Linked DNA regions of Homo sapiens: region 2 is linked to region 1. The links are chromatin loops, found by intact Hi-C in ENCODE. Cell type or tissue: heart left ventricle. All regions are shown on one strand. Links, peaks and the distances in the headings refer to the core of each region. The heading gives the core; the rest is flanking DNA.

What was found. Hi-C counts contacts between places; a loop is a spot of excess contacts. Peaks named below come from ENCODE experiments on the same cell type or tissue, not always from the same donor. Only the 100,000 strongest peaks of a DNase experiment are listed, where the experiment ranks them.
Region 2: a loop joins it to region 1, with 2.5 times the contacts of the local background. A loop is called at or near these places in 18 of 110 quality-filtered maps.

The regions. Positions count from the first base shown.
Region 1 is chr11:59,794,467-59,809,394 of GRCh38, reverse strand. It overlaps STX3 (syntaxin 3), which reads right to left. Exons shown (of 11, transcript NM_004177.5): 9 at 13,913-14,023; 10 at 11,999-12,112; 11 at 3,517-8,540. The coding sequence ends at 12,029. It overlaps MRPL16 (mitochondrial ribosomal protein L16), which reads left to right. Exons shown (of 4, transcript NM_017840.4): 3 at 1,546-1,694; 4 at 2,563-3,255. The coding sequence ends at 3,048. Among named protein-coding and RNA genes, the nearest start is that of MRPL16, 8.8 kb to the left of the region's middle. RefSeq lists an enhancer at 6,537-6,586. In heart left ventricle, for the core only: a CTCF peak has its summit at 6,629 (motif pointing right); no DNase peak of the experiment used is centred there; H3K4me3 peaks cover 288 bases; H3K27ac peaks cover 913 bases.
Region 2 is chr11:59,554,933-59,569,860 of GRCh38, reverse strand. It overlaps LINC02739 (long intergenic non-protein coding RNA 2739), which reads left to right and starts at 3,731. Exons shown (of 5, transcript NR_187292.1): 1 at 3,731-4,846; 2 at 7,277-7,342; 3 at 8,618-8,725; 4 at 8,984-9,208; 5 at 9,295-9,563. It overlaps TRK-TTT3-4 (tRNA-Lys (anticodon TTT) 3-4), which reads left to right and starts at 9,454; the gene lies at 9,454-9,526. LOC102723575 (a long non-coding RNA gene) reads right to left here. Exons shown (of 4, transcript XR_950136.2): 4 at 9,115-9,202. TRK-TTT5-1 (tRNA-Lys (anticodon TTT) 5-1) reads right to left here and starts at 13,432; the gene lies at 13,360-13,432. It also overlaps TRF-GAA1-3, TRF-GAA2-1 and the pseudogene RNU7-58P. RefSeq lists enhancers at 3,436-3,935, 3,911-4,090, 3,936-4,437 and silencers at 12,316-12,445, 13,282-13,472, 13,456-13,505. In heart left ventricle, for the core only: no CTCF peak of the experiment used is centred there; a DNase peak (open chromatin) is centred at 8,840; H3K4me3 peaks cover 1,913 bases; H3K27ac peaks cover 1,360 bases.

The sequences.
Region 1 (14,928 bases), core at 3,035-11,034:
TTTACACCTGTAATCCCAGCTACTCAGGAGGCCACTGCACTCCAGCCTGGGCAACAGAGTGAGACTCTGTCTCAAAAGAAAAAAAAAACCTGAACTTTTGATGTTCTTTCCAAATAAGTTTACATATATGCAGTCATCTAACGATATGTGAAAAAGCTTTAATTTGTTAAATTTAAGCCACAATATCGTAAAACTAGTTTACTTTTTAAAAAAGAAATATACTGGAACCCTCAAAAAAAATGAATAGGGTCTGTACATCTGAGGGTCTTCTGTACAGAATTGTTAAACCACGTTTTGAAAGTACATTTTGACTTGTAGGTGAAAGAAAGCATTACTAAGATTCTCTGTAGCTACATATAGAAGTTGAGGGGCAGCTTCTGAAACTCTGATAGTAATAATTTGGTATTTCCTCAAACTCTTCTATTTTGTATTTGTCTCCATTATAAAGCCATACTTGGTTCATTTAAGAAATTTTTAAAAATGATTTGTATGTTAACTTTTTTCCCCAAATCGTCAAGTAAGGATGATAAAGAAGATGTCACATGTCTGGCCTGAAGTTTTGCCCACCCACCAAAACCTGGCACACTGACCTGTGCAGGTCTCAGCATGAAAAGTCCCTGCATATATGAGAGAAAGAGCATTGATCAAAGGATTCCTAGGTTGTAAGTTTCTCAACAAGAATGTGGCAGAGCTGGAGAACTTAGATATTTTTATGTACAATATAGTATTCTTCCACTACCCCCATTAACATCCAGAGAGGCAGGGAAATATATGTATATATTTTTGTGACATGGTATGTAGCTTTGCTGTTGAACTGGATGGCATAGACCAGATTATAAAGTGTTTTTAGCCCTCGGGTTCCTCTTCTATAAAATGGAGATTAAAAATACTACCTGCCTAATATCCTGTTTGTTGATCTGGGTAATAGTGGTGTGTGTTCATGTGTTCACTTTCTGGTAATTCACTGAGCTGTATATTTTTAATTTGGCCCTTTGATATAGCTGTGTTAAACTTTGACAAGTTTAAAATTTTTAAAAAGAGAGCCCTGAAAGAATACCAAGGCTATAAAGTTATTTTAAAGATTAAGTGAACTAGTGGTTTCCAAACAATCCCTGTTACAGTGTTAAGCACAGAGTTGGTGATTAATAAGTGCATTTGGATTCAGAGGATAAAACTTTGCTATCTTTAAAGTTTTAGAAACATTTGCATTAGCCACTGTCACAGCCAGAAGATTCCAGTGTCACTAAAAGCATCTGCAAAAATGTAATATACCTTTACAGTTACTGTTCAGTGGTAACTTTAAGACTTTCAGGCTGGATATGGTGGCTCGCACTTGTAATCCCAACACTTTGGGAGGTAAAGGCAGGAAAATCACTTGAGGCCAGGAGTTTGAAACCAACCTGGGCAACATAGTGAGACCCTGTCTCTACCAAAAAATGAAGAAGAAAGAAATTAAGACTTTCACCTGTTATAAATCTTTCTAGGAAAATAGATCTTTTGAGATGTATAGTTTTACTTTATCCTGGTTGTCTGTGCTTCTTTTAGATGTTTCCATTCCTGAAAAACCCAAGCTTAGATTTATTGAAAGGGCACCACTTGTGCCAAAAGTAAGAAGAGAACCTAAAAATTTAAGTGACATACGGGGACCTTCCACTGAAGCTACGGAGTTTACAGAAGGCAATTTTGCAATCTTGGTGAGTGAATTCAGCATCGAGCAGCAATGGGATGGAAGCTAGGGAATAACAAAATCTCATACTCCTTGAGATAATTTAGTCTCTTCCTCCACAGTTTTTATTAGAACTGCCACCAGTTGCTCTTTAAACTGGTATGTACAGAGGCTACTGGGTACCCAGTAAACATTTGGGTTATATATCTTTTTTTTTTTTAATGTAGAGTGAAAATAACGTAAAAGCAGAAGGAAGGGGCTAGCTAATGTGCCCCATAATCAGATCATGAGATCTTTTCAAGCCCTGGTAAAAATAAAACCATCCACAATATAGGATGTGGAAGACAGCTGTTTCCTTACTTGTTGAGTAGCTTCCATGAAGACTTGATGTCAGCAGCCACACAAATGGGTGTGCACTAGGATTTGTTTTCCACCAGGCAGCCAGAGTGATATTCCAAAGTCCTCTTCCTGCAGCCTACATAATCACCCCCACTGACCTCTCAGAACCTCCTGCCCACTCTCCCCATTCCTCACCCTACTCCAGCCACATTGGCTTCTGTTCAACTTGCCAAGCCCTCTGCTGTGCCAGGGCCTCCACATAAGCCTTTCTTATGCCTGGCACACTCCTCTCTTTTCCCTTGGCTAGTTCTTTTTATTCTGGTCTTAGCTTTAGATGTCACCTCTTCAAAGAAGCCTTCCTGGCTCTCCACTGAAATGGGTCCCCCTTCACTCTATTACTGTGTACCCTAGGCTTTTCCTCCATGGGACTTATTAGAACTTAGATTTTTATTTTCAATTGTATCATTGAAGCCACAGTTACTAGAAGAGACAAAATAATGAGCCCATAGATGATGTCGAAGTCCGCATGTGTTTCTAATTCTCCCATTCACTTTTAGGCATTGGGTGGTGGCTACCTGCATTGGGGCCACTTTGAAATGATGCGCCTGACAATCAACCGCTCTATGGACCCCAAGAACATGTTTGCCATATGGCGAGTACCAGCCCCTTTCAAGCCCATCACTCGCAAAAGTGTTGGGCATCGCATGGGGGGAGGCAAAGGTGCTATTGACCACTACGTGACACCTGTGAAGGCTGGCCGCCTTGTTGTAGAGATGGGTGGGCGTTGTGAATTTGAAGAAGTGCAAGGTTTCCTTGACCAGGTTGCCCACAAGTTGCCCTTCGCAGCAAAGGCTGTGAGCCGCGGGACTCTAGAGAAGATGCGAAAAGATCAAGAGGAAAGAGAACGTAACAACCAGAACCCCTGGACATTTGAGCGAATAGCCACTGCCAACATGCTGGGCATACGGAAAGTACTGAGCCCATATGACTTGACCCACAAGGGGAAATACTGGGGCAAGTTCTACATGCCCAAACGTGTGTAGTGAGTGTAGGAGATAACTGTATATAGGCTACTGAAAGAAGGATTCTGCATTTCTATTCCCCTCAGCCTACCCACTGAAGTCTTTGGGTAGCTCTTAAGCCATAACTAAGGAGCAGCATTTGAGTAGATTTCTGAAAAACAATGTTATTTGTTGATTTAAAAAGAAAACTGTATTTTTATTAAATAAAATTTAAACATCACTTCAGGATATAACTTCTCATTGGTCATTCTTAATCCCTTAAAAGATTAAGAAATAGGCCTCAATGACTAAAGAGTTCTTGGTCCTCCTGGGGTGTAAGATGAACATGAAGGCTGAAACAAATGTTTGCATTCCCCCATCTATGATGCGAGTCTCACTTAAATGTTTATACTGCCTTTTATACGTACACACTTCAGGAGCCAGTTTCTGTGATATTTTACTAGGTTAAAAACACATTTTTAGAGTAAGAAAAAAACAACAGTACATAGGTCAATTGATTCAATATTTATTGATGCCCAGCTACCCATCTTCTCACAATCTTGGAAGGGGTATGTTGGACAATAGGCAAGGAACATACCCTTTGCCTTTTAGCAAAAGGAACCGATGACAAAAGTTAGAACTGCGTGGCCTTTTCTGGGTCTGAAATTCTCCAAGAGGGAGAGTGTTTGGCTCTATGTTTGTGCCCCTGCAGAATCTAGTACAGTGCTATGTGCCATGCACCACTTAAATTCTTACTGCTAGTGAATGAGGGCCCCCTAGGACTCAGATCCTCATAGCTCCAGCTCCGTTTGCCCAGATTAATGTTTTCCAGACCCAACCAGCTGCAGTCTTCTATCCCCTATTAAAACTAAAGGAAGCACAAATTAATAGAAATATCAAACCATTGGCTTTTGAAGGTGGGTAGAAAACAGCACTGACCAAAATATTTTTAATCCCACTTTCTTAAAAAATAAGGTATCAAACAAAGAATAATTTACTTTCAAAAGTACAAACTTAGCAGTTGTGTGCTCCTCACAGTTGTATAGTGTGATTTTTTCATCAATTTTAGTTACATAATCACTAAATAATCTGCACTAGAACTCACATTCACATAGCTGGTTTTAAAGCTGAACACAACTGAACCTTGAATGGAATTGGGGACAGTATTAAGTATTAAGAACAGTTTTTTTTTTTTGTTTTTTTTTTTTTTTTAGATGGAATTTAGCTCTTGTTGCCCAGGCTGGAGTGCAGTGGCGCGATCTCGGCTCACTGCAACTTCCGCCTCTTGCATTCAAGCAATTCTCCTGCCTCAGCCTCCCAAGTAGCTGGGAATACAGGTGCAAGCCACCATGCCTGGCTAATTTTTGTATTTTTTGTAGAGAGGGGGTTTCACTATGTTGGTCAGTCTGGTGATCCACCTGCCTTGGCCTCCCAAAGTGCTGTGATTACAGGCATGAGCCACCGTGCCCGGCCTATAACAGTTTCTTATACATACGTTACTGGCCAGCAGTTTCAGCTAGCAACACAAATCAGGTGAGAGGTGAAGTGAGTGATAACCTCATTTCACCTTTCTCACTTGACACCTTTATCTGTTCTTTGTTATGGTTCACAGAGTGTTCTACTGATGTGTGAGTTCAGTCATGCTATAAACCTATTTTATTTTGTGGGCCTGTATTTCGTTATTGAACCACAGTCCTGGAGCCAGCCATCTTCTCCACAGATTAAGAGGCTGTTGCTAGAACTCCACCATCACCACCCATAGAAAAAGCACTTTAAATTTTCATGTTGTGGTAATGGGGTTTGAAAGGTTGGTAGCATTTTTGCATAAGCAGATCAGCCCATTCCCAAGCGGCTTTACACAGCCTCTGACAGTAACAAACCACGTTCTCATTGGTACCTTAAAGAGTTTAGGAGTCAAACCCAAGGATTTGTCCATGACTGAAATAAGAGCTTAATTATAAGTAATTAAGTCAGCAGATATTTGAGTACCTGTAAGCAGCAGGCGCTGTGCTAAAAAGTGGGGACACAGCAGTGAGCAAGATAGGCATGTGCTTATCCTTAGATAAACTTCACTTTTAAGACTACTACTGGAGCCTGAAAGAGGAAACAGATGTAGGGTGGTCAAAGGTGTGACCTAGAGGAGCCTGAAGAGCAGAAGTGCCCTGACTTGACCAACTCACAGCAGTTCAAGTAAGATCCTGTTGAGTTAGGTGTGCTATGATATCTGCCCCTTCACAGCCATACTGCACATGCAGGCTGTGTCACTTCCTAAAGAGGCGCCCACTCTGCTTGCTTCTCTACCCTGCAGTCCTCCTTTAAACCATCTGCCTAATCAGCTATGTATCTGTACTCCCTGTCCCTGTCCTCCGCCCAATTCTGTATACGTTTATTCTTTGCATAATTCTTAATAAGTAGTTGATTGGTGCCCTGTTTCTTAAGAAGTTTCATAATGGAAAGAGGAGAAGCTGATGAGGAGTCTGCGTGGAGAAGTGATGGTACCACAGAAGTGGAAGGAGGATTAGAAATGCCAGTCGATCAATCTGTGAGGGCTGTGGGAGATAACAGAAAAATGGAGGAAAAAAATCATAGATTATATAGCATGGTGTTCGTGGCTGGGATCACCAAATCCCTCTTACCCGGGGTAAAGGACTACATACAAGGCTGTGTTAACTTTCATTAACCTTGAAAGGGAAGAAATTTAATTTGAATTTACTGTGTGGCCGGCCCTCTTCCAAAAAGTTCAAGATGCACCTAATGCAAGAACTAATTCTTGTTCTTTTTGTCACTTCCAGATACCAAGGCTCAAACTGTTTAGCAGGAATCACTATCCTTCACCTGTACAAAGCATTCTGCCACACCAGGTTATAGGACAGATTGCCACCTTCTGTCTCCCCCCTCCTCCCACAGACTACCTACTAACAGTTCATTCTTCACTCACTTTTCTGTCTCTGAAACATCCCTTTCTTTAGTTTTCTCTAACCATTATTAGCACCTAATCCCACCCAGATTAAGGCACCTAGAGTGCCCCCAAGACACAAAGGTTTCAAGTCAGTGAAAGAAGGTCTGACCCTCCCCACAGATGGCTCACCTTTTTCAGGCAAATATGCTCCCAATGGTGGAAGCTAAGATGATCGCAAGGATAATACAGCAGATCATGATCATGATCTTCTTCTGCTCATCCAGACAAGGAAAGAAAGAATACATGAGAAACATCATCGCAAAAAGTATTCTGCAGGGAGATAAGTGCATGTGGACATGGAAGAGGGTGTGAAGGAAGAGAGCAACAGAAGGAAAAAGGAGATGGATCTGGCTTCTAGGACCCAGAATGCCAACAGAAATGTTATTTTTGGTGAGACATTCAAGTTAGATTAAAAGGATGTTTGGTATGGTCATTCCACCTTCTAGATAACATCGTGACAGATCTCCCCCATTTCCTCCTAAAGCCAGATACTCCCAAGGACTGAACCAAATTCTTTTGGGGGGAACACCTCAAATCTGAAACACAAACATAGTTACACTGCATTCTGTGGGAGTTAAACCATGTTCAAAAATTGCACTTTTGAACCATCTGATCCAGCACATGGCTTAAAAAGGTGTGAACTGCATTCTAAAACCTGAATAAAAATCACCACATGGTGGCACCAGATCATTGTGTTTCTGCATCGAGACAGAGCCAGAACCGTTTCACAATCAATACAAAGTCATTTTTATTTTTAAATTAGCAATAAAATAATCAAGTTTACATCTAAAAAATACAAACAACAACAAAAACCTTCACATGTTGTATTCCAAACTGTAAGCCCCAGGCCTCAATGTCAGAGGAGAGCAAAGGCCTTTAGTTATTTTGTCTCTTGTTGCTGGAGCCCATCCACTGTCTGACATCATAGCCATGGGCAAGAGGATATTGCCTTGGCTCTGTCTGAGTGCTGGATTGTGACCGGCCATAAGTAGCCTTTGCAAAGGAAGCTAATGGACAGTGCCTGAATTAAGGGTGCTTACCCTATCCTAGAAAGCGTTAAAGTCAAAGCGGAAAATATACATGGTACCCAAAATCAAGGAGACTGCCAGAGACCAGCAGGGGATCTAAGGGATTTACCACTGGGTTAGCACAGACACTACACTTGAAGATTTCCTAGCGGCTGCTGCTGCTGTTTCCATGATAAGAATTCAGTGAGACAAAGAACCTGCCAAGCTCATTAACCGAGTAGCAGGAAGAGCTACTGTGTAGCCTCTGGTGTTCCCCAACTGACTCAGCCCTGCAGATGGGACATCCTGTAGGTCATGTGAATATCAAGTTACTGAGGGATGTTCTCAGGACAAGCCTAGCATAGGCACCAGGTGGGAAAGGGTGTCAAAAAATTATACCTTCTGTCTGCTAAGCAGAAAAACTTAATTGGGATCAATTTAGCTCACTCCAGAGTTCTCATTTTATTCTCCCAGTATTCATCCAGAAAACAAGTTTCTTGATGATATGGGAAGATCACATTTCCACAGTGATTCATTTGCAGGTAAGCAAATGTCCTTTACCCAATTTTTATCCTAGCTCAAAGTTGGCTTTTTTTTTTTGAGGTCATAATAGCTTCCATTTTTATTTCCTACTTCCTGAGACACACACACTTATGTGTACATACATTTCATACACAATTAGAATACATCTGGAACACATGAGTGAATACACCAGTGTCATGAAATATTTCCAGAGCTTAGGATTCTAGCACCTTGTCCCTTGCCCAATTTAAAATCCCTGATTATTTTTGGCCCCAAGACAATAGTCTCACAAAGCATCACTTTCTAACAATGAGCAGCCAGTTTCTAAGACTCAGACATGGAAACATATTCCATACCGTCAGCCTTTTGCAAAGCATAACCTCAGATGACTGTATCATCCTGGTCCCTCCTTGAGTAAATATGAGAGACTACAACACAGAGAAAAATCAAAGTTGCCCCCCAAGCTGAACAACTAAGAGCTTAATTTAAGGCTGAATTTCAAACAAGTCAGCTCTTTAGACCAAAATGACATCTGCCAGTCCCTCATGTTTTCAGGACATACGGACAACAAACAGGATTGGCATCCTGCCAGGTAGAAGACTCAGATCCAAGCCTTCTTGTTGCCAAACTTAGAAGAATCATTCTGCTTTGTTAAAGATACTCCCCTAAAAAAATACATTGCAGTTTCTGGGAGAATACTCCATGAGGTAGAAAAATACAGCACCTTGGGAGAGTCTCACAAGAGCTTTCCCAAGTGCAAGGCATAATCTGACACACAACAGGGAGGAAGAAAGCTGGGTGGGTCCACACAGTCCAGGAGAAAAGGTACTTGAGAGCTGGTGGGGCAGGAGGAGGCTCTGGGGAGAACTCAGGGTCGCATCAGGTAGATCACATTCCCCCAGGGCTAGATTGTTAGCTGAGTCAGGTCCAAGGGTGGTTGCAAGGAAACAAAGGAACGGGTCGCACTCGCTCTCAGGAAGGCCATTCAGACTCCATTCTCATCTGAAGACAAGGGTGGCCACACCAGTCTGGAGTGAAATCAGTTTCTAGGAGGCAGGGAAAGGAGGAGCTGATCAGTACACAGGAAGAAGGCAAAGGGCAACAGAAGGAGTCAGCCACAAACCTGGAAGGTGGGGAGGAAAGACCAGAAATCACTATGAAATAGACAAACCCAGGACAGAACTTGGAGTTAAATATCCCACTGTACAAAGAACAAAAAGCCCTACTGTGAGAGGGGAAAAAAATAGAAAAGCCTCTAGGCCTTTTATAAGCCTTCTCACAGGCTGTCCACACCCATGGAAGGACGTGGTGGGAAGGGACAATCCCTAGTGAAAACACCTGCTCTGCAGGTCCCACAGCAACACCGCTCCTGAAGACAGGCTGCAGGAGCTGCTTTCTGGTTCTCGATCTTCATGAACTCCCTGCTGCCTTTCTTTTAGAAAACAGAAGGACACAATGAAAAGCCTATGGAAAAAGTTCAGGGGTCATATTATGGCTGCTCCACCTTATGAGCTATGTAGTCTTGGGCAAGTTCCTTAACTTCATTGCTCTTTCCCCGTCTGTAAAATGAGGATACTATGATCTTAGAGCAAGCAGCTGGCACATTACTAGGAAATATAAACACACTGTCTACCCTCCTGTTCAGAGACCTCTCTCCCTTGGGTGACATGGAGGAAGAGGAGAGTCCAGACCTAGGCAACAATCAGTCTTGACTTTGTTAGGGAACATGGAATACACTACAAAAAAAGCAGCTTAACAACTGCTCAGCAATTTAGCAGGTTAAAGATAGGGTTAGTCAACCAAAAACAACATATTAATTAGTCTGCTCCTCTTTGAGGAGTTACGTCCTGAAAAATGATTCATATACCTTCTGAAGTCCTGGAATTAGGAATAGAAAGGGGCACCACAAATTTGCATATCATCTTTCATCCAAGGATATGGAAAAATAACAACTCTTATATCTTTTTAAAATTTCAACATCTATTTCAATCAGATTGTTCAGAGCCAAACCAAAATTTAAAGTTCACATACAAAAAAGTCAAGGGCTAGACTCCAAGTGCCAGAAAAAAGAGGGGAAAAAAAAAATCAACCAACCACCTGTCTATGAGAGGTTGTTCATCTCACTGTTGCTTATCTTTCAAGATGAAGTTGAATGCTCAATGCTGTAATAAGCTGACTTTTAGATCCCCTGGTCACATGGAAGGAGGAGGAATAAGAAGAGACACACTGAAACAAATATAAAAGGAAGGCACAGCTCTGGGTACTGGCATGGTATTATGTGCCAAGTCTTAAAAATGTTTATACCTGTTATTTCAGTACTCCAACTTATATGAGTTGGTAATAAAGAGAAAATTTAAATGAGAAAAATATTAAATAAGGTTAGTCACACTGTTAGCTACAGCAAAATAACATAAACCTCCAACATTGTGAAAATGTTAAATATTTGAGAGTATGGCCACAATCTCATATTGAAAATTAGATTTACAAAGAGATTTTAATGCTGTGGAATGATGCTTATAATTTTCTAACTGGGTACAAAACTGGATAATATAGTCTGAACTATGTAAAACTATGTCTGAGTATGTGAACGTGCCACAAGGTTATCAGCAATAATATTAAAAGTTCATTAGTTTTATGTTTTCTGTATTTTATAGGTTTTTTTTTAACAATGCATGCTATATTTTATTCAGAAAAATATTTTAAAAGTCACTGGCTGGGCGCAGTGGCTCATGCCTGTAATCCCAGCACTTTGGGAGGCCAAGGCAAGTGGATCGCTTGAGTCCAGGAGTTCAAGACCAGCCTGGGTGACATGGCAAAACTCCATCTCTACAAAAAATATAAAAGTTATCTTGGCGTGTTGGTGTACACCTATAGTCCCAGCTACTCAGAAGGCTGAGGCGGAAGGATCACTTGAGCCTGGGAGGCAGAGGTTGCAGTGAGCTAAGATCGCACCACTGCGCTCCAGCCTGGGCGACAGAGCAACACACAATCTCAACAACAAAAAAAAATTGTTTGTTTTAAAGTCACAAAAGTCTTAATAGTCCCAATAACCAGATTGATATGCTCACTACTATTAAACGTGATTCAGGCCGGGTGCAGTGGCTCACGCCTGTAATCCTAGCACTTTGGGAGGCCGAGGCGGGTGGATCACCTGAGGTCAGGAGACCAGCATGGCCAACATGGTGAAACCTCGTCTCTACTAAAAATACAAAAATTAGCCGGGCGTGGTGGCAGGCACCTATAATCCCAGCTACTCGGGAGGCTGAGGCAGGAGAATCGCTTGAACCCAGGAGGCGGAGGCTGCAGTGAGCTGAGATCGCGCCACTGCACTCCAGCCTGGGGGACAAGAATGAGAAACAAACAAAAAACAACAACAACAAAAACGTTTTTTGTTTGTTTTGATTCAGGCCGGGCGCAGTGGCTCACGCCTGTAATCCCAGCTTAGGCGGGCAAATCACCTGAGGTCAGGAGTTCAAGGCATTCTGGCCAACATGGCAAAACCCCATCTCTACTAATAATACAAAAATTAGCTAGGCGCTGTGGCATGTGCCTGTAATCCCAGCTACTCAGGAGGCTGAGGCAGGAGAATTGCTTGAATCCAGGAGGCGGAGGTTGCAGTGAGCCGAGATCATGCCACTGCACCCCAGGCTGGGAGATAGAGCAAGACTCCGTCTCAAAAAAAAAAAAAAACCAGTGATTCAGTGGTAAGTCTATCACTTTTAACAAATTTTCAAGAAAATGAATAGTCTAAATTTTAGCATCGCTATCCTCTAAGGTTCTCCAGGCTTTATAGTTAATGATAAGTGGCTACCTTCTTTTACAAAGAGAAGCTAGGTCCACTATTAGCTGTGTGAACTTGGCCCTGTTATTCAACATTCTCTTTGACTGAGTTTCTTTGTCTGTAAAATGTGCATAACACTGTATCTGTCTCAAAGGATGTTGTAAGGATTCAATGATATGTGTATAAGGTGTTTAGTACATTGTCTGGTACAACACAACACTCAAAAGTGTGTTAACTATCATCATTTAAGACCCAACCACTCAGCAACAGAGAAAACTCTGCAGATCCAAATCCCAATTCAGAGTTTCATTTACATTGAAAAGGATACAGAAAGTAAAGCCCAACATCCATGAAAATCAGTAAGAATTCAGAAGACAGACTCCAGATCCAAGACAGAGATGTACCCAACTTAGAAGCATGCTTCCTGAGTAAGGGGAGTCACCTGGGGTGCTCAGGTATGCTGGGAGAAGTGGTAATACGACAAGACAGAGATTGGGGACAGAATCTACAGGATAAGAACAAACGGAGAGCTCATCCACGTACTGCAGCCAGAAACCAATAGAACTATAAGGAGATAAAGAATCCACAGGCTACTGAAAGTTTTAGAAAGCTCAGTGTGTCCAAGGACAATCATAGGGGGAAAGAAGAGGAATTTGAAATCCCAAGCTAATTTCCTCTTGAGGAGCCAAATCCAGAGTCCCCAAGAACCACTCGTTTACTTACATTTCAGTGCAGCAGCCTCTTAGGCCACTCTTAATTCAGCCCAACGGAAAGTCCAATAATCAATGCTAAAATGCCCAGCAACACAACTACTAGCACAATGATAATTATCAATTTCTGGAGAGAGGAATAAGACAAAAACAAATCATTATTACAAACAACCAAAAAAATAACAACTCATCCAAAACCTAACCCCTGTCACCTCTACATAGAAAATATCTTACCAGTCTGAGTAAGAGGCCTACATCTCTACATACAGACATCCTTCTAGGATACTTCATTTATTTTTAAGACAGGGTTTTTCTCTATCACTCAGGCTAGAGTGCAGTGGCATGATCATGGCTCACTGCAGCCTCGACCTCCTGGGCTCAAGTGATCCTCCTGCCTCAGCCTCCTGAGTACATAGGACTACAGGCATGCACCACCATGCTCAGCTCATTTTCTTTATTTTTGTAGAGACAGGATCTTCCCATGTTCCCCAGTCTGGTCTCAAATTCCTGGGCTCAAGCAATCCTCTCACCTCGGCCTCCCAAAGTTCTGGGATTATAGGTGTGAACCACCACACCCAGCCTAGGACAGTTTAAATTTCTTAAATTACTTCTAGGCTAGGAATGCCAGCAGAGGGAAATATGGGGCCTCTCTCAGCTCTCAGCTCACACTGCAGTTCTGTATATGTGGACAGATAGAATCAGAGCCACTATCGTGGGGTCTCTAAGGAGCAGTTGGCCAAGATAAAAAGTCACTGACTGATTTTTTCCATTTTAAGAGGGAATGTAAAGGCATTTTTGATAGAGTTCTAATTTCCTACTTTTGCCCATACTCCTACCTGTCAGACCCAGTACACTGCCTGGATATCAGAAAATGCCACCCAGCCTGGATTCACCATGTAAAATAACTTCCCAGTCCCCTAAATCCCTGCATAAGCAATAGGTAAAGTTGGATGAAAAACAAAGAACTAAACAACAACAATATCAGAGCCCAAGAGAACCAGTCAAAGGAGAGAAGTCTAAAAAGCAGACGCCACCAGAGCTGGATAACCACAGTCGTGAGCACAGAAGCCTAGAAGTCCTTAAGCGGCAGGGGCACCAGAGGGTGGGCAAATACAGTGGTGTGGTAGAAACAGAATGATTGGGATCTGAACTTGAATCCCAGTGCCTCTACTTACTAGGTGGCCTGAAGCCAGTTACTGAGCCCCTGACCCTCAACTGTCTCATTTATAAAGTAGAAATAACAGGTGCTCCATCAGATATGACATAATGTATAGATAGCAGTTAGCATGAGCTAGGTACAAGGTAGAGAAAAAGAGAAGGGAGGCGGAGCTTGGGCGCCTGGAGTGGAAGACAATGAAGAGAAGGTTTCTGAACAGAGGAGTCAAGTGTAACATCTGAAAGCCTCATGAGCTAAGTCCAGGAGAAGATTAGCAGCACCACCTGGGCCATGCATCCATCCTACAGAACTGCCTTTCAAGTGTGGGTTTTTGGGGAGATAGCTTGTGAGCCAGATCCATGCAAGGCACACCTGGGAAGGAAGGGCAGGCAGCTTGTCTCTAGGAAAAGCTGAGGGAGGGGTTGATGAGGCTACGACAGGGAGGGAGGCATGGGCTCAAGAACACAGGTAGGGGTGGCCAGGGAGAAGAGATACTAGTAAGACAGCTGAGACGAAGGACAGTTGAGATGAAGGTGCTCACCCTCCGGGCTTCACTCTGATACTTGACAGCCTTTTTGGTATCTGCCACGGCCCGCTCCACAAAGCCCACTGACTGGTCCATGTTGTTCTCAATACGGTCAATCATGGATCCCTTTCCCCAGATGCAAGAGGTGGTGGCAGCAGAAACAGAGACAGGGAGAGGGAAGAGAAAGAGCGAGACACAGCAAACAAAATGGACTCTCTTCTCTGAAGGCCACAGGAGAGTCTCACCTTCCGGGCCTGACTCTGGTATTTCACAGCTTTTTTCGTTTCATCTCGTGCCTTCTCCACGTGGTCCACTGTGTGCATGACATTCAACTCTATGTTATCTAACATCTCACCCTGCAAAGAACAGACTCTGATCACACCAAGTAAACGTCTCAGGTCAGTCCTAGCCAATGCGGGGAAGGGATTCTCTTTCTTACAATCTTCAGTGGCAAGAAGAGCATCCACAAACCTTGATGCATGGCCTTCCATAGGACACCCATTCACAGTCCTTGGTGGTGGGGTGGCAGTCACTTGTTCAAGAAACATTCAGTGAATTTTACTACTTCTCTGTGACCAGCACTCCACCAGGCATCCAGAACATACTATCTAGATACCTAGTAACTACCTATAAATATACTCTGAGATATCCCCAGACAACCTTTGTTATTTTTTTTACACTTAAGCACATGGAGAGGAACCAAAATAAGGATATCTCATTGTTATTAGGACATCACTAGGATGCTGGCCTCTTCCTGGTCATTCAGACCTGAATCAACATCATTCAGCCTGAATTGAGTATATTCACTAACTGCAGAAGAGTGCCTGGCACACAGTAGGTGCTCAATAACTATCTGAGGTGGGGAACATTTGCTTTCTCTAAGTTATTTCCAGGCCCTTTAACTGACAGACATTGGGTTTACCCAAGCTATTTGGTTATATTTTCCCTTCCAGACAGTGGTCTCTTGATAAGCTTCCCAACCATTTCCTAGCAATCACTTCCTGACAGGGAAGTTTGATCATTCCAATTAATCTTAGGCATTTTAGGAATTCTCCTCAACTACCCAACCCAACTCTATCACTTTATGGCAGTCTGTAAACAGAACAAGGCACTTACCACCACTTGAATCTCAAGCCAGTTCCTCGGCAAGGCAGTGTGGGGGAAAAGAAGAGGTGGGATGGAGGGACTTGAGAAATGGTCTCAGAGGCCAGTAGGGAATGGGGGGAAAGCATCCAGGCCCTCGGCAGGGAACCAATGTCAA
Region 2 (14,928 bases), core at 4,063-12,062, 240 kb after region 1:
TACGCCCAGCTTATTTTTTTATTTTTTGTAGAAACGGGGTCTCACCATGTTGCCCAGGACGGTCTCAAGCTCCTGGCCTCATGCAATTCTCCCACCTCGGCCTTCCAAAGTGCTGGGATTACAGGTGTGAGCCACTGCACCCAACAGGTTCATTTTTAGACATGCTTTGTAAGATGTGCCTGTTCAGAAGTCGAGTAAGCAATTTTAGAAAATGGGTCTTAACATATCATAGTGGCATTTTTGTGAGAACCGAGGAATGAGAGACTGAGAGAGCCTGCACATAAAATCAGCTGGCCAACTTAAAACACATATAATACCTTGACCCCATCTGCAGAGATTCTATTCAATTAGGGGCTAGGGCAATTTTAGACACACACACACACACACACACACACACACACACACACACACACACACATAATTGCCTTAGCCCTAATTGAATCAGAATCTCTGCAGATGGGGTCCAGGTATTTTACATATATATGTGTGTACGTATGTGTGTGTGTGTGTATATTTTTTTATACATATACACATATGTATATATAAATTATATATATGTATGTATGTGTGCATGTGTGTATCACACTGGAACCAGGTGCAGGGGCTCATGCCTGTAATCCCAGCACTTTGGGAGGCCAAGGAGGGTGGATCACCTGAGGTCAGGAGTTTGAGACCAGCCTGGCCAGTGTGGCAAAACCCCATCTCTACTCAAAATACAAAAATTAGCCAGGGCCAGGGGCGGTGGCTCATGCCTGTAATCCTAGCACATTGGGAGGCCGAGGCGGGTGGATCACGAGGTCAGGAGTTCGAAACCAGCCTGGCCAATATGGTGAAATCCCGTCTCTACTAAAAATACAAAAATTAGCTGGGCGTGGTAGCACACACCTATAGTCCCAGCTGCTCGGGAGGCTGAGACAGAAGAATCGCTTGAACCCAGGAGGCAGAGGTTGCAGTGAGCTGAGATCCTGCCACTTCACTCCAGCCTGGGTGGCAGAGCGAGACTCCGTCTCAATAAATAAATAAATAAATAAATAAATAAATAAATAAATAAATAAATAAATGAATAAGCAAGCCGGGCGTGGTGGTGGGCGCCTGTAGTCCCAGCTACTCGGGAGTCTGAGGCAGGAGAATCGCTTGAATCCGGGAGGCAGAGGTTGCAGTGAGCCGAGATCGTGCCACTGCACTCCAGCCTGGGCAGCAAAGCAAGACTCTGTCTCAAAAAGAAAAAAGAAAAAAGAAAAAAGAAAAGAAACCGACTTAAGCATAGACAAGTAAATGACTCAAGAACATAGGCAAGTAAGTGACCGGAAAAGGACTTAAATCCACTCTTTGTCATTAATATACCTAGCCTATGGTAAGTCTATACTACGGTATTAATTTTCCATAGCTGCATAACTAATTACTATAAACAGTAGCTTAAAACAACACCTGTTCTATCCATTCACGGTTTATCCGTTCATCTGTAGATGAGAAGTCCCACATGATGTGACTGGGTTCTCTACTCAGGGTGTCACAAGACTGAAATCAAGGAGTTGACCAGCTTGAGTTCTCATCTGGAGGCACTGAGGGGAAAGCTGCTTCCAAACTCATTCTTGTTCTTGGCCAACTTAGGTTTCCTGCAGTTGCAGAACTGAAGACCAATTTCCTTGCTGGCTGTCAGCTGAGAACCACCCTCAACTTCTAGAGACTGCCCGTATATTTTTGCCACATGGTCCCCTCCATCTTCAAGTCTTGTGTTTTGAGTCTCTGACTCCTTTCTGCAACCAGCTAGAAAAAACCCTCTGCTTTTAAAGGGCTCAAGTGATTGGTCAGGCTCACCCAGATAATCACATATTTTAGAGTAACCTGTACTATATAATATCACCTAATAACAGGTTATAAATTAATATGATGAATTTCATAGTCCCAGGGATTATGCAGGGTTTTGTGGGGCTGGGAGGGTGTTTTGTGGGTCATTTTAGAATTTTTCGTACTTCAACTACCAAGGGAAACCAAAAGGGTGAAATTTAAGCTAAACAAATGATAGGCTCTTGAGTCTGAAAAAACTGTAAAGTCACCTAGTTTAGGCGTGACAGCCACAAACATCTCATTTCAGATGTACTCTTAATCTTTCTTGAGAATGACAGTCTATACTCATCCTCCATTTTAAGCCTATTGTTTATAAATTCTAAACTAAGGTCATGGCGCTTTTATTTCAAATTGTAATGAGTCCATGCTGGCTCCTTATTTATGAAGCAAGTGAATACAAAGCATTGAATTATTCTAACAGCCTTATGGAGTTTATATAAAACTTTTTTTTTTTTGAGACGGAGTTTTGCTGTTGTTGCTCAGGCTGGAGTGCAATGGCGCAATCTCGGCCCACTGCAACCTCCACCTCCCTGGTTCAAGGGAGTCTCCTGCTTCAGCCTCCCGAGCAGCTGGAATTACAGGCGTGCACCACCACGCCCGGCTAATTTTGTATTTTTAGTAGAGACGGGGTTTCTCCATGTTGGTCAGGCTGGTCTTGAACTCCCGACCTCAGGTGATCCGCCTGCCTTGGCCTCCCAGAGACACCGCATCTGGCTAAAACATTTTTCAGTGAATAAATGCAAGAGATGAAAATTATGAAATGGGAGGTGGAGGAGGAATAAAATCAGCATATTAGAGATATTATTAAACCACAACTTGCTTCTTAGAGTTTGAGGGAAGCCTGACTTAATTCTTTTTTTTGACTATATATATTTAAAAATGAAAAATGCCAAGATGGTATTCCAAAAATTGAGGTATATTTTTAATGCTAGGTTTAGCAAATCAATGCTTTTAACAAATACTGTACAGTGACTCTATGTTTACCTCATGTGGAGGTAGCATTGAAAGTCTACATTTGAAGCCTTTACAAATGGCCTTCCTTACCTCTTCTATATATCCTGGATTTCAATCTGAAGATATCTGTAAAAATCACAATGTTTATATATATCTACCTTGCAAAATCTGCCTTTGCACAAGAAAAACAAGTATATTTTAAAAATTTATGGCAGTATTGTTTTTAATAATGAGATATAGAAAAAGGTAAAAAAGCTGATAGTTGTCAGTTTGATTACATAGATTATGTTATAACCATACAATCCAATACTGGCGAACGTGGATTAAAAAGTATGATAGGTCTACATAACTGCCATGAAAAAAGTCCATAATATGTTTTTAAATGAAAAAAGCAAATTGCAGGGAACTTAAAACAACAACAACAACAAAAAACCCTGAGAAAAGTGATTTATCACTTCAGTTTGTAAACAAGGGCCTTGCCTTATCACCTTTGTAACATTTGTAAAATGCCTACCTCTAGCTGAATCCATATGATCTTTGTTACCACGGAACAAATACTATTTTATTATAATTATGTAGAAAAAAAGAAAAACGTCTTCCACGGCAGCCGAAATAGCTCAGTTGGGAGAGCGTTAGACTGAAGATCTAAAGGTCCCTGGTTCAATCCCGGGTTTCGGCAGCGCTTCCGTTTTAGGCGTTAGTCATCACTACATGTGATTTCTGCAGTTAACAGGGTCTTTCTGCAGTTAACAGGGTCAACACCCTGTGGGTTCTCACGCGGGCTGGGGCAGTTAAGGGAAACCTTATCGTCATTTTCCCCTGGGAGGGAGGATACTGGGGACATATGTCTTACCTTTTAAACTGCCCAGTACGAAGTTACGCCTCTGCCCTCACTTGGGACCTGGTTTGAGACAAGCTCTTCCGGAGCACTGCGCATAGCTCACTTTCTTGAGCAACCCTGTGTCCCCGCACCCCGCTCCTCTTCTTTCGGGTTCTAGGCAGCCGTGGGCGCTGCGACCCTTCTCTCACTGTCAGAGGGGCGGGAGCTCTCGGCCTGCGCCGCCTCCGCTGCCTGCTTGGTCGCGGGCTTGCCGGGAATGGTGACAGCCCGGGCCCCCTCTTGGCCAAAGAAGTCCTCGAAAGCGTTCGGCGCACGGGCTTTGTCCAGCTTTTTAAACCGTAACAAGGACCGGGGCCGGGCGCGGTGGCTCACGCCTGTAATCCCAGCATTTTGGGAAGTCGAGGCGGACGGATTACTTGAGGTCATGAGTTCGAGACCAGCCTGGCCAACACGGTGAAACTCTGTCTTTAAAAAAGAAAACAAAAACAATAACAAGGACCCTAGAACAGCTCTTAGGTGGGGCGGGAGACAGAGATCGGAAGCCCTTTCTAGTTTAAATCTACACTAGGGTTAGAAGACCAAATACAGGACGTCCAATTAATTTCCTTTTTTTTCTTTTTCCTTTTCTTTTCTTTTTTCTTTTTTTAAGATGGAGTCTTGCTCCCATGCTGGAGTGCAGTGGCGTGATCTCGGCTGACTGTAACCTCCGCCTCCCGGGTTCAAGTGATTCTCCTGCCTCAGCCTCCGGAGTAGCTGGGATTACAGGTGCCCGGCTAATTTTTGTATTTTTAGTAGAGACAGGGTTTCACCATGTTGGCCAGGCTGGTCCCGAACTCCTGACCTCAGGTCATCCTCCTGCCTCAGCCTCCCAAAGTGTTGGGATTACAGGCACGAGCCACTGAACCCGGCCAAAATTTGAATTTCAGAGAAACAACAAATACTTTTTAGTATAAACATGTCCCAAATATTGCATGGAATATACAAAGTACATATTTGTTGTTTCTGTGAAATTGGATTTAACTGGACACCCTGTATTTTTATTTTCCAAATTGCAAGTCACTTGTACATCATATCCTTGCACCCCTCTGAACCCTATGCACCACCTTCCCCACCCCAGCAAAGATATCCAGACGCTGTATGCAGGAAGAACTGAATTTCAGAGGACACCGTTTGATCTTCAACACCTGGCAGTTTACAAAACAGGTTTGTATCCATTGGCTAATTTGTTATCAGCACCAACAGAGAAGCTCCTGGCAGAGATCACTAGGAAACACCCCGGGAATCGGCCATCCACCAGTTTCTAGGCTTCCAGAGTTGTCCATGCTTGTCTGGCATGGGGGCGGAGGTCAGTGGAACTCGGAGGATATGGATTGAATTTCAGTAGAAAGCCTCATTAAGATGATGAACCACAGCCGGGCATAGTGGCTCACGCCTGTAATCCCAGCACTTTGGGAGGCTGAGGCGGGCGGATCACCTGAGGTTGGGAGTTCAAGACCAGCCTGACCAAAATGGAGAAATCCCGTCTCTACTAAAAATACAAAATTAACCGTGCGTGGTGGCGCACGCCTGTCATCCCAGCTACTCGGGAGGCTGAGGCAGGAGAATCGCTTGAACCCAGGAGGCAGAGGTTGCCGTGAGCGGAGATTACACCATTGCACTGCAGCCAGGACAACAAGAGCGAAATTCCGTCTCAAAAAAAAAAAAAAAAAAAAAAAAAAAAAAAGATGAGCCACTCCACTCAAGGCAAGGCAATGGAAAAACACACTTAGGGAGTGCCTTCTTTTTAGTCAGGCTGGACCATGGAGGGAGAGGAAGGAGATCCATGTGTCACATTCTAAGAACTCGCAGTGTGGTAAAAGGCAAAATGAAGCCAGCCATATGGTTTTTAGGCCTATTTATACCCCTCTCCTCTTTCTGTTAATGTTTGCCAATATGCTAGCTGATATGGGGCTTCAGCCCCAAAATCGTTGAGTTCTTGGGTGGAAAGATGTATTTTGATGAGGGGCTCTTGAAAGTCCAATGGTGATCAATAAGAAGAAACCCCAACTGATCATCTAATAGACTAGAGAATTAAACTTTTCATGAGGTTTGGTCGAACGCCATTCTAGATGTTACTAGGAAGGTGTTTTTGGTTTGTTTCTTTTGAGACAGGGTCTTGTTCTGTTGCCCAGGGGTGGGGTGCAGTGGCACCATCACAGTTCACTGCAGCCTCAACCTCCTGGGCCTCAAGTCATTCTTTGGCCTCAGCCTCCCTAGTAGCTGGGACCACAGGTACGCAGCATCACGTCCGGTTAATTTTTTGTATTTATAGAGACGGGGTGTCGCCATGTTGCCCAGGCTGGTCTCGAACTCTGGAGCTCAAGCGATCTGCCTGCCTCGGCCTTTCAAAGTGCTGAGACTACAGGTATGAGTCACAGCCCCTGGCAATGAAGGTATTTTTTACATGTGATTAACGTTTAAATCAGTAGACTCCAGGTAAAGAAGATCACCCTTTATAATGTGCCTCATTAAATCAGCTGAAGCCTTTAAGAGCAAAGACTGGAGTTTCTGAAGAAGAAGGAATTCTCCTAAAAACTTTGCTATAGGCCAGGCGCGGTGGCTTACGCCTGTAATCCCAGCATTTTGGGAGGCCGAGACGGGCAGATCACCTGAGGTCAGGAGTTGCAGACCAGCCTGGCCAACATGGTGAAACCCCATCTCTGTTAAAAATACAAAAATTAGCCAGGCATGGTGGCGCATGCCTGTAATCCTAGCTACTTGGGAGGCTGAGACAGGAGAATTGCTTGAACCTGGGAGGCGGAGGTTGCAGTGAGCCAAGATTGAGCCACTCCACTCCAGCCTGGACAACAGAGCAAGACTCCATCTCAAACAAAAACAAACAAACAAAAAAAACTTTGGTATAGAAAACCTGCCTTCCTGAGTCTCCAGCTTACTGCCCTGCTGAATTTATTTATTTATTTATTTATTTATTTATTTATTTATTTAATTTTTTGAGAGGGAGTCCTGGTCTGTCACCCAGACTGGAGTGCAGTGGCGCCATCTGGGCTCACTGCAACCTCTGCCTCCTGGGTTCCAGAGATTCTCCTGCCTCAGCCTCCCAAGTAGCTTGACTACAGGTGTGCACCACCACGCCTGGCTAATTTTTGTATTTTTAGTAGAGACGGGGTTTTACCGTGTTGGCCAGGCTGGTCTGGAACTCCTGACCTCAGGTCATCCACCCGCCTCAGTCTCCCAAAGTGTTGGGATTACAGGCATGAACCACAGCACCTGGCCTGCCCTGCTGAATTTAAACTCAAGATGGCAACCTTAACTCTTATCTGAATTTTCAAACCGTTAGTCTGCCCTACAGGTTTTGGGTTTGCTGACCCCCACAATGTGTGAACCGAGCTCTTAAAATAATCTTTCTCTACCTCTGTTTCTATCTGTCTCTGTCCTACTGGTTCTGTTTCTTTGGAGAACCTGACAGCATGCTTTAAAGTGTTACTTATACACACAGGTAAGAGTGAAGAATGAGATTGTTACTATTGTTCTGAGCAAAAGCCAACCACCTTGGGACCAAAAGTGGGAGGCATATTCCTAGGAAATGTTGGGCCTAGCCTTTGCCCTAAAAAGGCAAGCCCTGTCTGTTTTCAGCCTGAAGAGGAGAGGGGGAATCCTGGTGAGAAGCATTTGGAATTCAAGCTCAGAGAAGAAGACACGGTATTTCTGGCTGAATCACATTTCCTGCATGCCTGCACACTCCTACTCACCTTTCAAGGCACAGTTCTAATGCCTTACCCCCTGCCAGGTGCTACTCTGCCTTCCTTCTAGTGATTTCTCTGGGTTACCAAAGGTCTTGCATATTTCTCTATTAAAGCATTGATTAAAAGCCATCTCGGCTCACTGCAACCTCTGTTTCCTGGGTTCCAGCGATTCTCCTGCCTCAGCCTCCCGAGTAGCTGGGACTACGGGTGTGCGCCACCGCACTTGGCTATTTTTGTATTTTTTGGTAGAGACCAGGTTTCACCATGTTGGCCAGGCTAGTCTCAAACTCCTGACCTCAAGTGATTGGCCCGCCTCGGCCTCCAAAGCGCTGGAATTACAGGCGTGAACTACTGCTTTGGCCAAGCTGCATTCTCAAAGGTGTAAAGGGTAGAAGTATATACCACCCGAAAATATGCCACTCCGGCCTAAGGATTATTTTGCGCTAAAGGCAATTGGGAAGAAGCTGATTAAAATAAAGCTCCATAGCCTCCCCCTATCTGCCTAAAAGCAGGATATACATTTACAAAGTCGTTCCTCCTCCTTTCTCTACCAGGAAGGACAAAGGTTGATAACCTAAGACAACTTTAGGTCCTTAACAGCTTGGAGACGTGAACAGAGGGGACCACAGAAGTACATTTAACAAGCTTTAGGAACCTGCCTTTATCTAACATTAATTTCCCATATATTTGCTTTCCCACAATTTGCTGTCCCTGGAGACCCGAGGTCCTTTCTTTTTGCTTTCTTTTTTTTTGTTTTTTTTGGGACAGAGTCTCGCTCTGTCGCGCAGGCTGGAGTGCAGTGGCGCGATCTCGGCTCACTGCAACCTCTGCCTCCGAGTTCAAGCGATTCTCCTGCCTCAGCCTCCTGAGTAGCTGGGATTACAGGCGCGCGCCACCACGCCCGGCTAATTTTTGTATTTTTAGTAGAGACGAGGTTTCACCACATGTTGGTCAGGCTGGTCTCGAACTCCTGACCTCAGGTGATCCGCCCACCTCGGCCTCGCAAAGTACTGGGATTACAGGCGTGAGCCACCGCGCCCAGCCTTTAAGGTCCTTTTCCTTTGTGTTGTCACTTCTCCAAAAACGTATTGTTCTTTGTTGACGATGCTGTATAAAATGGAGTTCTCAGCCACACCTTTAGAATTACTCATTCCCTGGGTATGTCCCATGTATATATGAAATGCACATGTTAATACACTTGTTTTTCTCTTCATTCTGTCTGTTGTTACAGGAGTCCCAGCTGAGAACTCAAACTGGTAGAAGGAAGATTATTTTTCCTTCTCTATAGGTGCTTGGAGGTAACGAGGGGAAAGGAGTTGAAAGGAAGGTGACATTTCAGGTATTGATGGGACAGCACGTGCGAGGCCTAGAGGACTGAAAGTTCTTGATGGGATCTGTCAGAAGAAAACAGCTGCGTGTACAGGGGAGAAGTGGGAGGGGCGGGTCGGCTAGCGAGCTGAGACGGAGCTGCGCGTGCGTCGAAGTCGGGGCTGTGGGGGCGGGGTGGGTCCGGGGCGCGCTCACCGGATCGCCGGCGAGCTACGGCTACCACCCGTCATCTCTTTTCAGCTAATCTGCTTCGCGCTACTTTTTTGAGGTGGGCACCTGGGATGGAGGCAAGGAATCACGAAGTGGCGTCTCCTCGGAAGGGGCAGCCTGATGTCTTTAACCACTGAACTGTGGTTTCCAACTGGATGCGCTTTGGGTTCAGGGCTAAGACACGCGTAGGCGGTGCAGACAGTTCAATTCGTGGGCGGCTTTTTCTCTCCCCTGCGCGGTTTTGCAGAACTGAGGATTCACGTTTGCCACGCAGTCTCTAAATGTAAGGAGAACTTGCTTTATTTAACGAATGTGTATTCAGCTGCCAAAGAACAAGCTAATCACCCTTCCTCCCCACGCCCGACTTAGCCTCCTCCCAGCCCTCGCCGGATTTCTGCATCGGAATTGGATTGGATCACACACAAAAGAAGAGCCCAGGAACTCGTTCACCACCTTGCACCTTGCCTGTTAGTTCACGGCATAATGGTAACAGAGTCTTCATTAATGGAAGCAACGTTACTACCGTGAGCCCGGATAGCTCAGTCGGTAGAGCATCAGACTTTTAATCTGAGGGTCCAGGGTTCAAGTCCCTGTTCGGGCGGTATCTTTTTTTTCCTCATTAAAAGAGTAAGAACCAATTTTAGGATCTTTTGTTTGTTAACACACTGCAAAAGAAGGGAATAAAGTCCTGGATTGTGTAAACTGCGACCCCAAACACTTCTCGGAGGGTAAGCCCTCTATGGGGATAGGCCTTTGTGCAGAGGTATACGGGAAACTTCTAATCCATCACTTTGGGGGCTGTAATAGGCAGATTATTCTGTAGCCACCAGCCGGGCTGCTGTATCCCAACAGCGGATATATCAAAGGACCAGGCCGCCACAGTGACAGCCTCTCTTCGCTCCCCTGTGATGGCTCCTGCTGACCCTCCCTCTTGGGTTCTCTCCGATTGGGTGCCTGAGGAATATGGCTGGGATCCTGTACCTTCCCAGCCCTCCTTACTACCTTAGGAAAGAGTTTTCTGCACTATAAAAAGGAAGTGATGATCATCTAGAAACTGAAGCCCCAAACTGAGCCGTTCCCCTCATTAAACCAGGTCAAATCCACCCCTGACTCCCCTCTCAAAAGTGTGATCTGAACAAAGGAAGAAGTTGAGGTGGAGACAGCAGCTTCTGTTGGTGGGAGGAAGAGGGTGTGTATTAAGAGAGAGCGTATTCAAGGGACTGAAATGGGAAAAATGAAATGTTAGTGCTCCCCTACTACAAATTAAAAAGGTAAACAGGCGATCTTAGCGCTTTGGGAGACCGAGGCGGGCGAATCACAAGGTCAGAAGTTCGAGACCAGCCTGGCCAACATGGTGAAGCGCCATCTGTAGTAAAAATACAAAAACAATTAGCTGGGCGTGGTGGCCGGCGCCTGTAATCCCAGCTACTCGGGAGGCTGAGGAAGGAGAATAGCTTGAACCCGGAAGGCGGAGGTTGCAGTGAGCCGAGATCGCGCCACTGCACTCCAGCGCGGGCGACAGTGCGAGACTCTGTCTCAAAGAAAAAAAAAGGCGGGGTGTGGGGAAACATCGGCTTCTGCAGCGGTTTTTAGAATGTAAGGTCATCAAGGTGAGCTAATTTCCCTGTGAAGTGAAGGGACCGGTTGCATCCCTTGCTTGGCTAATGATGGAGCCTTCCTGGCTTCAGCCAGGCAACAGAAGAAAGTCGGTCTTGATCTCCTCATTGACAGGATGGGGATGTGGGCTGAACGTGTAAGAGGCTGCCCTCTTAGCTGGTGGACTGTGGTGCCCAGTGAGTCCTGATTAGTGGGGAAAGGCCAGGATGGCGACAGCACCCAATCGTGAGGCAGGGCCTTCACCCTGCCCACAGGAATGCTCTACCGTGGTCCACACAGATCCCAGCATTACCTCCCGCTCTCTAAAGCTCAGTTTCCCCAGGAGAAAGGGAATAATAATAGCTTCCATCTCATAAGCTTGTGATAATTAAATGGGATACCAATGCATGTACTGTGCTTAATAGCCTAAAAGCAAGCATTCAAAACACGGTAGCCATTATTATAATTATTGTTTTTATTTTATTTTCCTGTGAAAACCAGAAAACCTGCTAAACAAATTCTGAAAGAGCTGTAACACTGTTACCATAATTCTTAAAGAGCTTTCAATCTAACGATGAAACAACAGATACATATTGTAATAGGAGAGGAACCATTACAAAGAAATATGTGCCCAATATGCCCATATTCAGATGACTCGAGTTGACTAGTATGTGCTGGAGGGACAGCGATCCTCGCTGCTCCTAGGAAGAGTGGGCTGGGTGGGCGAGGCGAGCTTCTTTATTGAGGAAAGTAAATCTCAGGGTTCAGAAGGCATTCCAGGGAGAGAAACAGGTAAGTTTCTCGAATTTTTCTCCTTCTTCCTGAAGGAGTCCCTTCGAAAGCGATCAGTTCCACTTTTGGCGATCTTGAAAAGGGGAATCTTTTTACTCCAACCAGTTTCTGAATGAGCAAGAACAGACCAGGCTGGAGCGAGAGGACAAGGGTGGAGAGCTCTGGGTCCCCCCAGTCTTTCCTCCTTTCCCTCCTCCAGTTCATTCCCTCTCCAGCCATGGTGTTTAGTTTAGCCTTTGATGCTTTGGAGCCTCCCTAATAGTTCTAGGTGATTGGTGGCACATTTGTTATTCATTAAAAAATTTGTATATTATCATATCAATTAAAGGCAGGCGTGGGGGAGGACGGAATTGAATGCAATGCTGTAGATCCCTGCTGGACACACAGTAGGTTCTTAGAAAGCGGCGGTTCTTACTCTTATTAGGGCCCTGGGAAGAGAGAAAGCATGAGGAAGACAACACAATGTGGCCTGGGAAAAGGCAGAACGGGAAAGTTTCCTCACATGAAAGGAATTAATTTTCTTACTGATTGCTCTTAAAACCTCAGGGCTAAAAATAATACAGTTTGGAAGGTGAAATGAAGAACTAAAAGCCTGGAAGTGGGAGGAAACAGGATTATTATTATTGTTATTATTATTATTTGAGACGGAGTTTCGCTCTTGTCGCCCAGGCTGGAGTGCAATGGCGCCATCTCGGCTCACTGCAACCTCCGCCTCCCAGGTTCAAGCGATGCTCCCGCCTCAGCCTCCTAAGTAGCTGGGATTACAGGGGCTCGCTACCACGCCCGGCTAATTTTTTTTGTATTTTTAGTAGAGACGGGGTTTCACCATATTGGCCAGGCTGGTCTCGAACTCCCGAGTTCAGGTAATCCACCCGCCTCGGGCTCCCAAAGCGCTGGCATTACAGACATGAGCCACCACGCCCGGTTTTTTTTTTTCTTTTAAATTTCCTTGACAGGGCGGGACTGTCTCATGTCTTCGCCGAAATAGCTCAGTTGGGAGAGCGTTAGACTGAAGATCTAAAGGTCCCTGGTTCGATCCCGGGTTTCGGCAGACCTTTTGTTGGCTCAACCCCTTTGAACAGACAGGGCTACGGTCCACTTCTTAGCCTCTCTGGAGGCTCGCCTCTCTCCCCAGTACCCTTGCACGTTTGCACCTACGCCATACACACCCAGAGACGGCTGTTCTCCTTGTCTCTTAGGCGGGCAGAAACTAATGAGACGAAGTATTTAGTAAGGTATTATAAGGATGCAAAGAATAAGCTCGAGAAATCAGAAGTCAAAGTCATTATGAGGATGCATGATGAACTTAAGCCTCTCAAAGGAATCAGAAGTCGTAGAATGATTTCTTCCCAGTTCCGTAATCACCCTATTTATACTACTGGATGTTAAATGGCAATACGTGGCACAAGATTTGTTATTGAGGTGGCCAACACGCCTGTTCCACAGGCGGAAGGTCTTGGGTTTGATCACCAGTATAGTCAGCTCTCTGGGGCTGCACGTTTTTTCATCGACGACAGACATGAGGACAGTGTTCAAAAGCATTAGTCTTTACCGCAAGAGACACAAGTCAGGGGCCCACCAGAGCATTAAGAATCTGGTGAAGGACTGCGTCCAGTTGGAGATGTAGGAATCTTGCGTCTTTACGTGTCTTCATCTGAAATATTTCTTGAGTCTCAGTTTCCTCATCGCACTTTTAATAAAAAGTGCCTGAAAACATTCCTCGGTGCCAAAAGCTGCACAATTCTTGCCAAGAATATTACTAATTGTGACTCTGACGATGTGTTTATTGATCTGTTTTGAATATAAAATACAATTTAAAAGAAAAAATATCCTAAGACAAAGCAACGTATAAAGGTTGGAAAAGAAAAGCCTGCTATTGGAAGATAAAGTTTCTTGGCATTTTCCACACGTTTCACTTCTTCCGGTAAGAACCCACTAGCAAGTTCTGGTTTCCCTCAAGGAGGAGGCACCCCAAGCGGGTTTCACATAACGTTCCTTTCTCTCAGCCTCGCCCAAATCCATTTTATTGGAAACTAAAACAGCATCCGCCCGAACAGGGACTTGAACCCCGGACCCTCAGATTAAAAGTCTGATGCTCTACCGACTGAGCTATCCGGGCCCCTGAAGAAAAGCGTTTGCTTAGTCTATCCACAGGAAAATAGGCCACGTGGCCGCATTCTTTCCCTTCGCGATTACAATTCTGAGTCTTTTTGCTGATTTCTTGAGAGATGAACCGGCAAAATTGACAATGAGCAGGCGTTCAGCAAAATCGAGTCTTCATTTCTCCTTTTCTCCCATCATAGACGATAAAGACCCAAAAAGTAACCTCCTTCCTGACCTGCTCCGCGCCCTTACTGGAATTTCCCAGGAGGAATCCTCCCAGATTTAAGACATTTGACCGGGCCTCCGGGTAAACAGCGGGATTGCTAATTCCAGTTTTGGTCTTTGAGGAGTCAGTCCTAGAGCTTCTTGTGGGAGAAGCAGTGATGAAAAATTAGGTTTCCAATAATCGATTGGACTCAGTAAGTGGCTACTTACTGAGTGCAAACCGCACTCTCGGAACTAAGCAAGTACTGGGGCCGCAAAGACAAAGTCTCGGCCCTCAGTGGAACTGGAAGACGCGCAAAACAGAAGACCCTAGTCACGCGCGTTGGTGGTGGGATGCCAGCCTTTGCGGACCCCGGAGGACTTGGTCGGCACCCGAATTAAGAGCCAAGTTTTCCAGGGAGTGATGATGCCTGAACCGAGCTGTGGATAGCGACTGGGCACCTGAAGACTTGGAAAGAGGTTTCTAGCCGAGGGAAGAGCAAATGGAAAATGATGATATTTACTAACCTTGGGCATCTGACCATTTAGCTAAAGCATCCATTGAAAGATTTTGATCAGGCAAGCTACAGGCTGGATTTTATCTTTTTAGGGAGTCTGTTACCTTGGTAGCTGTGTCCCAGACGTACCTAATTAGTCAATTCTATAATTCGACCTGTTTCTTCATAACTTCTTTGCCATCTCATTTCTTAAAGCATTGGATCCCTTGAAAGAGAATTAAGCTGGGCATTGTGGCTCACGCCTGTAATCCCAGCACTTTGGGAGGCCGAGGCGGGAGGATCATTAGGTCAGGAGATCAAGACTGTCTTGGCTAACACAGTGAAACCCCGTCTCTACTAAAAAATACAAAAAAAAAAAAAAAAAAAAAATTAGCCAGGCGTGGTGGCGGGTGCCTGTAGTCCCACCTACTCGGGAGGCTGAGGCAGGAGAATGGTGTGAACCCAGGAGGCGGAGCTTGCAGTGAGCAGAGATCGAGCCACTGCACTCCAGCCTGGGCGACAGAGAGAGACTCCGTCTCAAAAAAAAAAAAAAAAAAAAAAAAAAAAAAGAAAGAAATTAAAGCATTTCTGTATATGAGCATATATAAACATATATCCTTTAATAATACATATAATTATATATAAATCTTGTTTGCGTATACATGGAAGGTCTATAAAGATAGAAAATAACCTGATAAAAAGGCTACATTTTGAGGAATGGCAATGAAGCCTGTGAGAGGACGTTTTCACTATTTTCTTTTTCTTTTCTTTTCTTTCTTCTTTCTTTCTTTTCTTTCTTTTTTTCTTTCTT